Regions from separate parts of the Homo sapiens genome. Here region 2 is linked to region 1. Evidence: chromatin loops called from intact Hi-C (ENCODE). Cell type or tissue: IMR-90. All regions are shown on one strand. Each heading gives the region's core, and the rest is flanking DNA. Links, peaks and the distances in the headings are about the cores only. Region 1 overlaps LMTK2 (lemur tyrosine kinase 2). Region 2 has its middle 28 kb from the start of TMEM130.

What was found. A loop is a pair of places that touch in the nucleus more often than their neighbours do. Peaks named below come from ENCODE experiments on the same cell type or tissue, not always from the same donor. Only the 100,000 strongest peaks of a DNase experiment are listed, where the experiment ranks them.
Region 2: a loop joins it to region 1, with 5 times the contacts of the local background. A loop is called at or near these places in 2 of 110 quality-filtered maps.

What each region holds. Positions count from the first base shown.
Region 1 is chr7:98,116,042-98,124,372 of GRCh38, forward strand. The region is part of intron 1 of LMTK2 (lemur tyrosine kinase 2); the gene reads left to right. Among named protein-coding and RNA genes, the nearest start is that of LMTK2, 13 kb to the left of the region's middle. In IMR-90, for the core only: no CTCF peak of the experiment used is centred there; DNase peaks (open chromatin) are centred at 1,300 and 3,400.
Region 2 is chr7:98,837,761-98,846,091 of GRCh38, forward strand. No RefSeq gene overlaps it. Among named protein-coding and RNA genes, the nearest start is that of TMEM130, 28 kb to the right of the region's middle. RefSeq lists an enhancer at 4,075-4,124. In IMR-90, for the core only: a CTCF peak has its summit at 4,187 (motif pointing left); a DNase peak (open chromatin) is centred at 3,861; H3K27ac peaks cover 337 bases.

The sequences.
Region 1 (8,331 bases), core at 18-8,017:
GCTTGGCCAATTTTTACTTTTTGTAGAGATGGTCTACAAAAGTAAAGTTGCCATGTTGCCCAGGCTGGTCTCAAACTCCTGGCCTCAAGCAGTCCTCTGGCTTCGGCCTCCCACGGTGTTGGGATTATAGGTGTGAGCCACAGTGTCCGGCCTACATCATTGTTTAAGTCCTGTCTCTTTACCTAGTTTGCAAGGACCGTGTCTTATATCCTTGGGATAGCACATTTTTGGGATTGGTGTTTGGATGGTATGTCACAGGTTGTAGATGCTCTGTCAGCATTTGTAACTGAGGATGATGAAGATGATACTAGAGAACTAAGTTCTCCAAACCAGTACCTCAGTGTGTGTCTGTGTGTGTGTGTGTGCATGTGCGTGTGTTTGTGCGTGTGTGTGTGTGTTTGTGTCCGCGTGTGTGTGTGTGAAGGAGAGGGTATGAGCTGAAGCCTCTCATTCTCTTGCGGACTTGACTTCCCATGCAGCCACAGACCTTCACCTGGGATGAGGCCATTTATAGTTTTTTTTTTATTAAAACCTTTTTCTTTCACAACAATTTTAGATTTACAGAAACATTGCAAAGATAGTACAGAGTGTTCCTGTGTATCTTTTACCCAGTCCCTGTTGTTAACATCCTATATTAATGTAGTACATTTGTCACAACTAAGGAACAAGTATTAATATATTGCTATTAAATAAGTCCACAGCTTGTTCAGTTTCTTTAATATTTCTCTAGTGTCTTTTTTTCTCTTCCAGGAAACCACATTACATTTAGTAGTTATGCCCCTTGGGCTCCCCCAGTCCATTCCTTGTTTAGAGTGACCTGGACAGCTTTGAGGAGTACTGACTGGTCAGATATTTTGTAGAATGTCCCTCAACTGGGATTTGTCTGATGTTTTTCTCACGATTAGACTGGGGGTGTGGGTTTCTGGGAGGAAGACCACAGAGTTAAAGTGCCATTCTCATCACATCACATCAAGGGTGTGTGCACACAACATCACACAGCATGACTTGTCACTTGATCACCTGGCTGAGTAGTGTTTGTCAGCTTTCACCCTGTAAAGTTACTCTGTCCTCCCCTCCCCATGGTGTACGAGTGCAGGGTCAACACTTAATGAGTGGCAAGCTGTGCTCCACCTCTTTGCAAGGAAGTGTCTGTAGACATTCTTTGGAGTTCTGTTGAAGAGACTCGCGTATTCTCTTCTTTTCTTTTTTTCTTCCTCTTCCCCTTCCCTTTCCTTGACAGGTCTTGCTCTGTAGTCCAAACTGGAGTGCAGTAGCACAGTCATGACTCACTGCAGCCTTGAACTCCCGGGCCCATGCGATCCTCTGTTTATTTCTTTATTCAAGCATTTACTTATGTCAGTGTGGATGCATGGATATTTATTTTATACTTCGAGTTGATTCCACAGTGTTGTTTATTTGTTCTTACATTGTACCAGCTTTGGCCATCGAGAGCTCTTTCAGTTAGCTCCTGGGTGCCCCGCTGACATATCCTCATTTTTTTTTTAAGCATTTCCTTATTTTCTGGCATTTCAAGAAGCTACAGGTTCATCTTGTATATTCCCTGCCCCAGTCCTAGAATCAGCCTTTTCTTCAAGGAGCTCTGGTTCCTCTGATTGGAGAGTGATATGAGAAACCAAGATCTGGGCCAGGCGCAGTGGCTCATGCCTGTAATCCCAGCACTTTGGGAGGCCGAGGTGGGCGGATCACTTGAGGTCAGGAGTTCAAGACTAGCCTGACCAACGTGGTAAAACCTCGTCTCTACTAACAATACAAAAATTAGCCAGGTGTGGTGGTGTGCGCCTGTAATCCCAGCTACTCGGGAGGTTGAGGCAGGAGAATCACTTGAACCCAGGAGATGGAAGTTGCAATGAGCCGAGATCGGACCACTGCACTCCAGCCTGGGTGACAGAGTGAGATTGTCTCAAAAAAAACCAAACAAACAAAAAAAACAAGATCTGGGTGCTGGGTTTGCTCATTGCTTCTGGGCATTTTTAATAGATTTTTGATCCTCTGCTTCCTGTACCTAATCTTTGGGGTTGTGGGGAGGGGAGGAGAGAGCAACTTTGGGACCTCTTAGAGACAGATGAGCTGGAAGGACTCTGTCCATGTTTTCTCCCTGTCACTTAAACTATTAAATACCACCATAAACATTCTAAATACCATGTTTGTGGTACTAACTGCATTATAATGATATTGGCAGAATCTTATTTTTCTTTTTAGAGTAATAAATATATGAAAAATAGATTCGATTTACCTCCTCCAAGAGCAGCTTAATCTCTGAGAATATGAACGAAACCTCTTTGGCTTAAGAATTTAGTTAGAGAGGATTATTTTGGGGGGTCTTTCAGTGTTGGAATTGCTGAAAAGGTTTATAGGCAACTCCTTGAATTGGTAAAAGTTCAGATGAAATTTCTACTGGCGAGTCTCTTGAAGAGCATGGGGCTGTAGACTTGCTTTGATCTGTTTACTGAGCTTTGCTTTGCTTTTTTTTTCTTTTTATTATAGAAAATTTCAAACATACAGAAAAATAGAGTGAAGTGGTATAGTGGACCCTCGTGTTCCCGTCACCCAGCATCCACAGTATTTTCATTCATGATTCATCTTGTTTCACCTTTACCCTTCCCTCTGCCCTAGCCTTTGTTGTATTGATGTAAATCTCAGTGACGGATCAGTGCAGCTGAAAATGCTTCAGGAAGAAGTAAGTGTGTTTTTATAAAACAGGATGGCTTGCGTGCAGATCACCTAGGTATTTGTAGAAATGCAGATTTTGGCCGGGCGCAGTGGCTCATGCCTGTAATCCCAACACTTTGGGAAACCGAGGCAGGCAGATCATGAGGTCAGGAGATCGAGACCGTCCTGGCTAACATGGTGAAACCGCGTCTCTACTAAAAATACAAAAAATTAGCCAGGTGTGGTGGCGGGTGCCTGTAGTCCCAGCTACTCAGGAGGCTGAGGCAAGATAATCGCTTGAACCTGGGAGGCGGAGGTTGCAGTGAACCAAGATAGTGCCACTGCACTCCCGCCTGGGTGACAGAGTGAGAATCCATCTCAAAAAAAAAAAAAAAAAAAGAAATGCAGATTTCTGGGTCCCAAACTAACCAGCTGAATCAAAATGCTGAAGGCTGGGCTGGAATCCTGCATTTATAATAGTTTTCTGGTTATTTCTCCCCTCATCCCCTCACTGCCACAACACACATATTTCATCTTCTACTACGTACAAAATAATACCAGTTATTTACTGGAAATCTGTTGACTTGTGTAACTAGTGAGAATCAAGGAAAGGAGGAAAACATTCCATTTGATTAAAAACTTGAGATTTTAAAATGAATGCCAACACCTGAAATCTGAAGAGCTCACTCATCCTGAGCACCACGTGTAAATATCTCCCTGTGAGTACATATGCCATCACCACAAAGGAATTCAAGCACTCCGGGGCAGAACACAGCTAAAGCTTGAAATAAGTATTTTTTTATTTTTTTAAAAACTTCACTCCTTCTCTAGATGTCTGTATGAATAATAGCTTCTTTACATTTTACGAATATCATGTATAAATATCAGGGAAAACAGCAGGTAGTCCGACAATCAGATGCTGGTACCGTGAGCTGAGAATCTTGGTGCCAGTCCTGGACCACCAGGCCTCAGCTCACTGCAGCTAGAGTCAGGGTGGCAGGTGACTCGTAGGGAAATTTTGAGAGCAGGTATAAAACCGTGACATTCTTAATTCCCTTGGTGATAAATGGGTGTGCTGTAACGTGAGAACCCCTGATTCGTAATCTATACGGTAACTTGCAGGGTGTTTTGTTTTGCTAGGATAATATGTTGTTAGCATCTTGCTTTTAAAAAGTTTATTTTTCTAAGCTAACTCATTTAGGTGTAGCCTAGGATTTGTAGCCTATTTCATATTTTTTGATAGGTACTTTTTTTTAAAAGCTGTTTGTTGTTATATTTTGATATATTTGCTGTGGATGATTGATCTGTACAAAATTTTCTTATGATGAGCTAAAAAAAGTAAACTGTCTCTGAAGCTGCTACATTATAATGATTGTATAATCATCAGTCGGGTTTGATGAAGAACACCATAGGCTCTTGTATTAGTACAGACTATTTTTTGACAACATGTATGCCTTGGGTGGGAGAAAAGAATTTAGTTACATCTATGATAGCGGTTTTTGAGAGAGGAGCTGCTCTTATTTAAAAGTGAAACCACTATAATTTTAAAAGGCTTATTTTTTTTTCCCCCTTCAGGCTCATATTCTCAGTCCATCCCCAAACTTTGTTTTCCCTGTTTTTGCTAGACTGAGGAAGGGACTTGAGTTTGACATGGTATAATTGCAACCTTTAATTATAGGAAGTAAATCCCCAAGACATCTTGGACTTAGAAGATAAAGGAGGAGAAGTTTGCAATCATTTTGCACATTTAAAATATCTGTTTTAACCAACTAGTAATTATAAAATTTTGTAGTTGCAGCTTTTTACTGCAAAACTAAAGTGTTGTGATCTATTGGTGGCCTCTCAGATTAGCCACTAAATTTAAGTTTAAAGTATTTTTCTCATCGCAGATTCTTCTCAGAACCCTCAATAAATTAAACTTGTGCCCCTTTCAAGAGGAAAAAATATCCTGTCCCCATTCTTTCCTGGCAATTTGCCCCTGTAGAAGGGTTCCCTATCTAGGCAGCAGCGGTTGCTTCCCCGGATCCAGCCTGTCAGTTACTGAGCAGAGCCCCACTTGACTCTTACCTCAGACTGTTATTAAAATGCAACACCCTGACACTGATTGCTGGTAAGGCACTGAAAAATAACCAACTTACCAAAATAGCCCCCTGGGAACACTCTCCCAGAGGCCTGCCACAGCAGTACAATTCGGGAATCTGTCATCTAACTTAGTTTTCTGTATTGAAAAGAAAATTCACTTTAATAAAGAGCTGATCACCAACATTAACCGTATAGGCACCCGGTAGACTTAGAAAATGTTGGGACCGTAAATCCTAGTCTGTAGAATTTTAGAGTTGAAATGCCAGTTTTACAGATGCAGTCAGTCTCACACCGCCAGTTAGGGGCAGGTCCGATTCAAGAGTGAGGGTCCTAAGGTCCAGGCCACCCGTTCACCCTGGTGAACCGCATTGTGCTTTAAAGAACCTCTGTAGTGCGATGCGCATGCACACACGGAGACCCAACTCCAGCCACTTCTCTGGATATTGATTTCTGTATATTCTCTGAAAGTACTGGGGTGAAATGTTAAACTACGAATCATAAGATTGCCTCTTGAAGTACTAAAGAAAATGCCATATTGAAAATTAGGAAACCAAGCCTGGCGTGGTGGCTCACTCCTGTAATCCCAGCACTTTGGGAGGCCAAGGCAGGTGGATCATGAGGTTAGGAGATCAAGACCATCCTGGCCAACATGGTGAAACCTTGTTTCTACTAAAATACAAAAAAAAAAAATTAGCCTGGCATGGTGGTGTGCACCTTTAGTCCCAGCAACTCGGGAGGCTGAGGCAGAGGAATCGCTTGAACCCAGGAGGGTGGAGGTTGCAGTGAGCCGAGATTGCGCCACTGCATTCCAGCCTGGCACAGAGCCAGACTCCATCTCAAAAAAAAAAAAGAAAATTAGGAAACCAAAGTGCTAGCTTCCATAATTAGGCTGAAAAAAATCACATTCATATTGTTTTTAAATTTGTGCCGGGCATGGTGGCTCAGGGCTGTAATCCCAGCACTTTGGGAGGCTGAGGCGGCTGGATCGCTTGAGGCCAGGAGTTCGAGACCAGCCTGGGCAACATGGCAAGACCTCGACGCTACAAAAATTTTTTAAAAAAATTAGCTGGGTGTGGTGGTGTGCACCTGTGGTTACAGCTACTCAAGAGGCTGAGGTGGGAGGATCACTTGAGCCTGAGAGGTCTAGGCTGTGTTCGCACCTCTGCACTCCAGCCTGGGCGACAGAGCCGGACTGTCGAGACCGTGTCTCGGGTTAAAAAAAAAATTGTAAAAACAACTATTTAGTTTCTACCTATGAGATGACATTATACCATTTAATTAAAGGTAATAAAAATGTTTCTGACTTTTAAGAAGTGTAATCATAAACTTGTAAGCATTCATTTGTAAACATGAAAGATACTTTAAACACCACCATTGATTTATATGCTTTTGTGGAGGTCTGGACTCCTTTTTTTTTCCTTTCCAACTTTCGTTTTTGTTTCGGGGGGTGCATGTGCAGGTTTGTCACGTGGGTAAATTGCATGTCGTGGGGATTTGGTGTATAGATAATTTTGTCACCCAGGCAATCAGCATAGTACCCCATAGGCAGTTTCCCAGTTCTCACCCTCCTCCAACCCTGGATGGTTTTAGGAATCCGCAACTGCTGTAGGTCCCAAGAATAATGCTCATTGGCGGATATTTTGTATATCCTTTCAAGAGTCACGGACAGGTATTTTAAAAAGCGTGTGGAACAGTCAACAAATGTCATTTTTCTCCTCTTCTTTCTCTCAGCTCTTTAAAACAAGGCATTGTGACCCATGCCTCTCATCCCACCCTTTCCTGGCAGCTGCAGCATCCCTCACTTATGTCCTCTTTGTCTCCTGCTCCTGGACCCTTGCTGTCAGCTTATATAATAAATAACAGTTCAGTGAATAACTCTACATGGTGTGTGTGTGTGTGTGTGTGTGTGTGTGTGTGTGTGTGTGTGTGTGTGTATATATATAACTGGATCTCACTCTGTCCCCTAGGCTGGGGTGTCCCTTCCCAAAGTGCTGGGCTTACAGGCTGAGCCACTGTGCCTGGCCTGCATAACACTTTTAAACATGCTTTTCTCCTCTGCCTTCCATGGTAGTATGCCTCCCTGTTGCCTCCGAAACATCCTTTTTCCTGTTTCCTATCAGCTCTGTTTCTTTGTCCCCTCCCTTAAATGTTGTTTCTTATCTCCTTGGTTCTCTTTTTTTTTTCCTTCCCCCTTGATCTATTTTGTAAATTATATTTGCAAATGATGCATGTAAATAGTTTTAAAAAATTAAATAGTTTTTCAGGGTTTATCATAAAAATAGTGAATCCCTGTCCTGTCCCGTTCCTCCCCATCCCTGCTGCTGGCTCCCAGTGGCAACGCCCTGCAGCTCTTTTAGCCACATTGTGGGCTAATGTGCTTGTAGCACTGTTTGTTGCTTTAATCAGATACTGAGTTTCTACTATGCATGACAAGGATTTATATATTCACACACATACGTGCATTCACCCTTTTTCTCAACACAGTCACTTAAACTTTTCCATTAAATCAGCATTCATTATTTACATTTTTATGGCTACAGACATTGTTTACAACTGACCCTATAGTGTTTGTGATGATTACAGTTCTTTGGTTAGTTTTTTATGAACACATCATTAATCCGTCCCAGGTGCCTTGTCAGCAGCTTAAATCTCCTCTCCGTGTGTTTGGCTGTTGTGTCCTGGAACCCTTGTGTCCTATGCCAGTCTTGCAGTGGTGTCTCTGTGGCCGCTGTCCAGCCTCTTGAGAGGTCTGAAGCTTTTAAGACTTCCTATGTGTCTAGATCTGAACAGTTGTAAAGCTGTGCCTTGGTATGAGTCTCGTTTCATCCATTTCATTCATCAACATGGATGCACAATGGGCCCTTTGAACCTTGAAAGTTGTGTGCTTTAGTTCTGGCCAATTTTCATATATACACACACACACACACACACACAGACATACACATGTATGTGTATATATGCACACACTTTTTGGGAAGAATTCTCTTCCTTCTCTTTGTTCTTTCCATCTAAAGCTTCTATCAGCAGATTGTTGGATGTTTTGGAATGAGCTTCTACTTTACTTCTGTTGATCTTTTTGTCTGTGTTCTACTGCTATGTGCAAGTATTTTTTTCAATTTCATTTGATTTCCAGGAGGCCTCCTCTCCCACTTTTTAAATAGCCTCTTTCCTCTCATGAGTATACTGTCTCTTGTTATTTCTGAGAATATAGTTGTTGTTTTTTATTATTTTTTAGCCCCTGCATTGTCTGTTTCCCTCAGGTTCCTTTATATCTGTTTGGGTTGGGCACTGTCTTTTACCTAAGAGGTTTTTCAAATGTCAGGTGATACTTGAAAGTCTGTTCCTCTTTCAGAGCAGGGAGTTAATAAATGGATTGGAGGTGTGCTCCATGTCCCCTTTTCCCTCCAGCTTCACCTCACATCTGCCAGCAAGTCCTGGCTCCACCTGCTTTCGTCCCCTGCTCTGTCATGGAGTGGGAAGAGCTTGCACTCTGAGCCTCACCATGTACTGTCTGACCTTGGAGAAGTTACTTTGCCTCTTCAGTGCTCCGTTTCTTCATTTTAAAATGGGGCTCATCAG
Region 2 (8,331 bases), core at 264-8,263, 720 kb after region 1:
CCCAAGAGTTCAAGACCAGCCTGGGCAACATAGGGCGACCCCCATCTCTACAAAAAAAAAAAAAGTTTAATTAGCCAGGTGCGATGGCACACACCTGTAGTCCTAGCTACTTGGAAGGCTGAAGCAGGCGGATCCCCTGAGCCTAAGAAGTTGAGGCTATAGTGGGCTATGATTGTGCCACTGTACTCCAGCCTGGTGACAGAGCAAGACCCCATCTCAAAAAAAAAAAAAAAAAAAGGAGGAAAGCATTTATTGCAAGAGAGACAACACTCTGATCTTAAAGTCTGCAAGCTGCTCAATAGTAAATTTTTTTTTTTTTTTGATACGGAGTCTCGCTCTGTCGCCCAGGCTGGAGTGCAGTGGTGCAATCTCGGCTCACTGCAAGCTCCACCTCCCGGGTTCACACCGTTCTCCTGCCTCAGCCTCCCTAGTAGCTGGGACTACAGGCACCCACCACCATGCCCGGCTAATTTTTTGTATTTTTAGTAGAGACGGGGTTTCACCGTGTTAGCCAGGATGGTCTCGATCTCCTGACCTTGTGATCCACACACCTCGGCCTCCCAGAGTGCTGGGATTACAGGCGTGAGCCACCGCGCCCAGCAAAAAAAATTGTTTTAATAGAAAGGAATAAACAAAGGCAGAATCGGGGGACCAGATGCCACTGTCGTTCATGCCTGTGAGCCCAGCATTTTGGGAGGCCAAGGGGGGAGGATGACTTGAGGCCAGGAGTTTGAGACCAGCCTGGGCAACATAGTGAGACCCCATCTCGACAGAAAATTTTAAAACTAGCTGGGCGTGGTGGTGCACGCCTGTGGTCCCAGCTACTTGGGAGGCTGAGGTGGGAGGATCACTTGAGCCCAGAAGTTGGGGGCTGCAGTGAGCTATGATCATGCCACTGCACTCCAGCCTGGGCAACAAAGCTAGATCTTGTCTCAAAAACAAAAACAAAACAAACAAACAAGCAAAGTGTGAAAGATGTAGCAAATGAGCTGGAGGGTAGCAGCTGGGATGATAATCCTTAAGTGTTTGGACCTGGGGCTCAATGTTATGGGGAATCCCTGAGGGTTTGGAGTGGGAGAGTGAGCTGACCCAGCGGCAGTTTGGAAAATAACGCTCCAGTGTGTGGCCCAGAGACACAAGCTGTGGTCTCTGCTTGAGAGAAGCACTTCCTGCTACACACCCCCAGTCTCCCCCAGGACCAAGCCTGCAGCAGCCCAGTGTCGGGTCAAATGCCCTTTGGGGACCTAGGAGTTGAGGACCTGGTTTCAGCAGGACAACCTTGTCTTAAAGGGAAGCCTGGCCATTGGGACCTTGCTCCCTGAGGCTTCCTCTCAGAAGAGCTTATAGCAACCCCGCCCCCCCACCCCGCCCCCAACACCCAGTGCTTGTTCCTAGGAGCACAAAGGTGCTTTGGAGGCAGCTGGAAGAAAATTAAAAGGCAGCAAAACCCAAACCCCACCAGAGAGGGTGTCTGCGCTGGGGACTGTTTGCTGATCACAGTCTCCAAAATGTTAACTCAACACACACTCTCTCGTGACTTTAAAATGCACCCAGCATTGAGCCAGGCACAGTGGCTCACACCTGTGATCCCAGCACTTTGGGAGGCTGTGGTTGAGGGTATCGTTTGGTTTCAGGAGTTTGAGGCCAGCCTGGGCAGCGCAGTGAGACTCTGTCTCTCCAAAAAAAATACATAAATGGGCCAGGCGCGGTGGCTCACGCCTGTAATCCCAGCACTTTGGGAGGCCGAGGCAGATGGATTACGAGGTCAGGAGATCGAGACCATCCTGGCTAACACGGTGAAACCCCATCTCTACTAAAAATATAAAAAATTAGCCAGGCGTGGTGGTGGGCACCTGTAGTCCCAGCTACTCAGGAGGCTGAGGCTGGAGAATGGCGTGAACCCGGGGGGCGGAGCTTGCAGTGAGCCGAGATCGCGCCACTGGACTCCAGCCTGGGCAACAGAGCGAGACTCCGTCTCAAAAAAAAAAAACAGAAATACAAAAACGAGCCTGGTGTGGTGGCTCACGCCTGTAATCCCAGCATTTTGGGAGGCTGCGGTGGAGAGATTGCTTGGTTTCAGGAGTTTGAGACCAGCCTGGGCAACACAGAGAGACCCCATCTCTATGAAAATACAAAAATTAGCCGGCATGGTCATGCATGCCTATAGTCCCAGCTACTGAGGAGGCTGAGGTGGGAGGATCCCTTGAGCCCATGGGGTTGAGGCTGCAGTGAGCCATGTTGGTGCTACTGCACTCCAGTCTGGTCAACAGAGTGAGACTCTGTCTCAGGAAAAGGAAGAAAGGAAGGAAAGTACCTATCATTCAGATGCCCCCACACACGTACACACACTCATGCACACACACATGATGCATACATGTACAGTGTGCAGTTTACAGAGAAGAGCAGACACAGGGGGATAGTAGAAGCGGGAGAAACAGGTGGACTGATCACGCCGTCCACAGTGGTGGCAGCCCCGGAATGAGCAGCTGTCCAGAGCCGAGGTGGCGACAGTGGCACCAAGTGGTTAATGCACCCGGGATCCCCAAAGGCCTCCCTGCTCTCCCCAGGATCTCATGCAGGGGTCCAGCTGGTGGCCTCTGCTCCCTCCCTCCTTCATCTCCCCACCACAACCCTGCTCCGGGGCCCTGAAGCAGCTGATCCCCATCATCTGATGGAAGGGAGTGGCAGCCGGGACTTGCACGCCTCTGAGCCACTGTCCCCAATGCCCAGCAGAAAACAGGTCAGAAAGATGCCTGCAGAGGGAGGAGTTCACTTAGGAGCTTCCCCTCCCCAGTGAGAAGCTCAGCTCGGGAGACTATAGGGCAAGGGTTGCTGTGGGTCACATGTAGAGCCGGTGAGAAGCTGGAAAATACAGCACAGTCTGGAGAGGGGGTCAGGGAGGAGGTGGGCAGCTCCCTCAGTCTCTCTTCACACCTCTTCCTATAGAATCTTCCATTCCCAGCTGGAAAATACAGCACAGTCTGGAAAGGGGGTCAGGGAGGAGGTGGGCCGCTCCCTCAGTCTCTCTTCACACTTCTTCCTATAGAATCAACAGCCCTAGGAGGTATGAAGTGGTGTCTCATTGTGGTTTGGATTTGCATTTCCTTAATGACCAATGACATCGTGCATCTTTCCATGGGCTTATTGGCCATTTGTATATTTTCTTTGGCTAGATGTCTATTCAAGTCCTTTGCCCATTTTTTTTTAAAGTGGGTTATCTTTTAATTGCTGAGTTGTGTGATTCATGATGGTCAACAAGCTGGGAAAAAATGGGCAGGTATCTAGGCTCTGCTGGGTCCCGAGGGCAGCGAGCTGTGGATGCCTCCACAATGTTTCCTGAATGAATGCCTAGAAAAACACACCAACGCACCCTTTCCCTCTTTTTCTCTCTCTCTCTCTTTTTTTTTAAAGACACAGGGTCTTGCTCTGCCACCTAGGCTGGAGTGCGGTGGTGTGATCCTAGGTCACTGCAGCCTCCAACTCCTGGGCTCAAGCAATCCTCCTACCTCAGCCTCCCTAGTAGTTGCGACTACAGGCACCCACCATCATGCCCAGCTAATTTTTTTAATTTTATTTTTTGTAGAGATGGGGTCTCGCTGTGCTGCCCAGGCTGTGTCTCACATTCCTGGCCTCAAACGATCCTCCCACTTTGGCCTCTCAAAGTGCTGAGATTACAGCGAGTTCCCTCTTTATCCACATGGTACAACATGAAAAAACAAAAGCTTGGACAGATTCAGTGGCTGGCCCAAGGTCACAGAGCCAGGCTGGAACACAGATCTCCATTTCCTCAACCCACAGTCAAACTATCTTGTGGCTGTAGCTGTTGACTCATGCTGACCTGTAGATTTCTCGGAAAAGCTATTGGGCAAGAAAAAGAAGAGGCAAAACAAAAGTGACCTCCTCTTCTGAAAAGATTTCTCAAGGGCCAGAGTCCCAGGAATGTCTTCTGTCCTGGAAGGGGCTGAAGGTTCTAGAAGTTGGTTGCCAGCTTGGCTGTTTCACCAATGTGAATGTGAGTATATGTGTGTGCGTACAGTGTGCCTGTGTGTTCATGCAGGTGTGTCGGCAGGTGCTGCAATGCCAGGACCCTGCCCATCCATGCCCCTCTGCCCGCCATGCCCCCCGGTGCACCTGGCAGAGGCTGGGAGCCTGCAGAAAGCATAGCCGGTCAGACACTGCCACCTGCTGGACATACTGGGCACAGCATGCAGATGGCTTGGGGCCCTGGCACTTCATCTCCTAGATCTTCTAAGGCCCCCAGAAAGTAGTGTCCTCCATCACCCCTCATTGCCTATGTGGGCCTCTCTAGAAAACACTTACAGGGTGTAATCTCAGCACTTTGGGAGGCCTGTAATCCCAGCACTTTGGGAGGCCAAGGCGGGCGGATCACCCTGAGCTCAGGAGTTCAAGACCAGCCTGGCTAACACAGTGAAACCCTGTCTCTACTAAAAATATAAAAATTAGCCGGGCATGGTGGCGGGTGCCTGTAATCCCAGCTACTTGGGAGGTTGAGGCAGGAGAATTTCTTGAACCCGGGAGGCAGAGGTTGTAGTGAGCTGAGATCGCGCCATTGCGCTCCAGCCTGGGTGACTGAGCAAGACTCCGTCTCAACAAATAAATAAATAAATATATATATATATATACACACACACACATACATACATACATATATATATATATAAAGGAAAACACCTACTGATGAAATTTTATATAAAGGAAAACACCTACTGATGAAATTTTTGGCACTATGAACCCCTTTAAGTCAAGTCAAGCCCTCTTCTCAGAATAATGTTTTCAAAAGCATAATATAAAATAGTGCTGGACACACTGGCTCACACCTATAATCCCAGCACTTCAGGAGGCTGAGGCAAGAGGATCACCTGAGGCCAGGAGTTCGAGACAAACCTGGGCAACACAGCAAGACCCCATCTTTACAAAAAAAATTTTTTTTAATTAGCCAGGTGTGGTGACTTATACCTGTGATCCTAGCACTTTGGGAGGCCAAGGCAGGAGGATCACTTGAGGCCAGGAGTTCAAGACCAGTCTGGGCAACACAGCAAGACCCCTATCTCTACAAAAACTTTCTTAAAAAATTAGCCACCTATAATCTCAGCACTTTGAGAGGCCAAGGCAGGAGGATTGCTTGAGGCCAAGAGTTTGAGACCAGCCTGGGCAACATAGCAAGACCCCGTCTCAACAGAAAATTTAAAAGTCAGCTGGGTGTGGCAATGGACACCTGTGGTACCAGCTACTTGGGAGGCTGAGGTGGGAGGATCGCTTGAGCCCAGGAGTTCGAGGCTGCAGTGAGCTGTGATCACACTACTGCACTCCAGCCTGGGGGACAGAGCAAGACCCTGTCTCTAAACAAATACATAAATAAAGATGTAATTTTTCCCATCCAAGTACCTCAATGCTCTCCATGGATCCCTTGGGGATTAGGGTAGCTCAGTTTAAGAGACTCTGACCCATTCCCTGCCTGATGACCCTGGAGCCTCCTCGGCCCGTTGGCCCACTACCACATGGGACCCAGCTTAGCTTGCTCCCTCAGCCCCTGCCACACTGTCTACAGCCCACCTGCTCTCCCAGCCTCCAGCCTCTGACCTTTCCTCCTCAACACAGAACAAGGCACCACTCTCAGAAGCCAGGCCAGTGGCTTTCTGCTCCAAGGATGGATAATTGCCCGATCTGATGTCCAAGAGGCCGCCATGCCAGAAGGGGCCCACACCGCAGTCCCTCTCTCCAGGATTCAGGGAGGGAGGCCCCTGCCTCCTGACACCTGGACATCACCACGTCTCACACCAGGGCTTCCGGGCCATTTGTCCTGACCTATGGGGTCTTCTGGACAGTCTGGACAGACATTGAGTTTGTTCCTTAGAGTCTTGTGTTCCCTCCCCTAATTCCAGTCATTGTGAGGTTACAACACAAGTGTGAGGAAGTAACCCTTTCTCCCTTCCTCACGCCATCCCTCTTTCCTTTCAACAATATTTAATGAACACCTGCTATGTGCTGGGTAGTATTCTGGGTGTTAGAAGTAGAAATAGTGAACAAAATAGGCAAAATCCTTTCTTTCTTCAAGTTTATATACCATGTAAGGCTCAGATTAAATAAATAAGTTAAGGCCAGCTGCAGTGGGTCATGCCTGTAATCCCAGCACTTTGGGAGGCCGAGGTAGGAGGATCCCTGGAGACCAAGGGTTCCAGACTAGCCTCAGCAACATAGCAAGACCCCATCTCTACGAAAAATTTTTGAAAATTAGCTGGGCATGGGGGTGGGCTCCTGCGGTCTCAGCTACTTGGGAGGCTGAGATGGGAGGATTGCTTGAGCCAGGGAGGCTGGGGCTGCAGTGAGCTATGATTACACCACTGCACTCCAGCCTGGGTGACAGAGTAAGACCCTGTCTCTATAAAAAAAAAAGTACAAATAAATTTTAAAATAAATAAATTAATAGTATGTTAGGCAAAGCGTGGTGGCTCATGCCTGTAATCCCAGCACTTTAGGAGGCCGAGGCGGGCAGATCACTTGAGACCAGCCTGGCCAACATGGCAAAACCCTGTCTCTACTAAAATTACAAAAAAATTAGCCAGGCCTGGTGGTGGGTGCCTGTAATTCCAGCCACTTGGGAGGCTGAGGCAGGAGAATCACTTGACTCTGAGAGGCAGAGGTTGCAGTGAGCCAAGATCGCACCACTGCACTCCAGCCTGGGCGACAGAGCAAGACTCCATCTCAAAAAAATAAATAAATAAATAAATAGTATGTTAGAAGGTGACATATGCCATGAGTATAAGGGCAGGTAGGAGAGGAGAGTGCCAAGTTGACCTCACAGATGAAGGTGATGTTTGAACAGCCGTGAAGGAGCAGAGAGGGAACCCCACACGTGTCCAGGAAACAGCATCCTGCCCGGCAAAGGGAACAACTCGGGAAAGACCCAGCCAGACAAGCAGCAGGGGCTGGGGGTGACAAGGTCACAGGCCAGGTTGGACAGGGATTTGGGAGGCCACCAGAAGGATTTGGGGTTTGCTCTGAGAAGGGAGACACTGAAGGGTTTGGGGCAGAGGAAGATGTGGTCTTGGAGCAGTTTTGTGGACAAACTTCTGGCTCAGTGAGGGGTGAGCAGGAGCTGCCAGGCATTATGAGAGCCCTGCCAGGGACCAGGGTGGTGGCAGCAGGGGAGGAGGGAGCAGCGGTCAGATTCTGGATCTCAGTTGAAGGATTTCTCACAGGATGGATATGAAATGTGAGAGACGGAGCTGCCGAAAATGACGTGGGGAAGTCTGTTTCCTGGGGCTGCCGAAACAAAGTACCACGAACTAGGTGGCTTAAAACAACAGCAACGGGACCAGGCGCGGTGGTTCACACCTGTAATCCCAGCACTTTGGGAGGCCGAGGCGGGTGGATCATGCGAGGTCAGGAGTTCAAGACCAGCCTTGCCAACATGGTGAAACCCCATCTCTACTAAAAATACAAAAATTAGCCGGGTGGGGTGGTGGGTGTCTGTAGTCTCAACTACTCAGGAGGCTGAGGCAGGAGAATCGCTTGAACCCGGGAGGCAGAGATTGTAGACAGCCGAGATCGTGCCACTGCACTCCAGCCTTGGAGCAAGACTCTGTCTCAACAAAACAAAACAAAAAACTCAGGGCTGGGTGCGGTGGCTCACGCCTGTAACCCCAACATTTTGGGAGGCCAAGGCAGGAGGATAACTTGAGCTCAGGAGTTTGAGACCAGCCTGGGCAAGATAGTGGAGCCTCATCTCTACAAAAAATAAGCAGAAAATTAGCCATGGATGGTGGCATGCACCTATAGTCCCAGCTACTCAGGAGGCTGAGGTGGGAGAATCACTTGAGCCCAGGAGGTCGAGGCTGCAGTGAGCTATGATCGTGCCACTGCACTCCAGCCTGGATGACAGAGAGACTCTGTCTAAAAGAAATAATAAGTAAATAAAAATAAATAAGGCCAGGTGTGGTGGCTCACACCTGTAATCCCAGCACTTTGGGAGGCCGAGGAGGGCAGATCACAAGGTCAGGAGATCAAGACCATCCTGGCCAAAGATGGTGAAACCCCATCTCTACTAAACATACAAAAATTAGCCGGGCATGGTGGCACGTGCTTGTAATCCCCGCTACTTGAGAGGCTGAGGCAGGAGAATTGCTTGAACTAGGGAGTCAGAGGTTGCAGTGAGCCGAGATCACGCCACCGCACTCCAGCCTGGCGACAGAGTGAGACTCCATCTCAAAATAAATTAATAAAAAGAAATAAAAGAAACGCAGAATCCCAGGCCCCACTCCAGACCTCCAAAATGAAAATTCTTGTTTACCAAGATCTCTAGCAATTCTC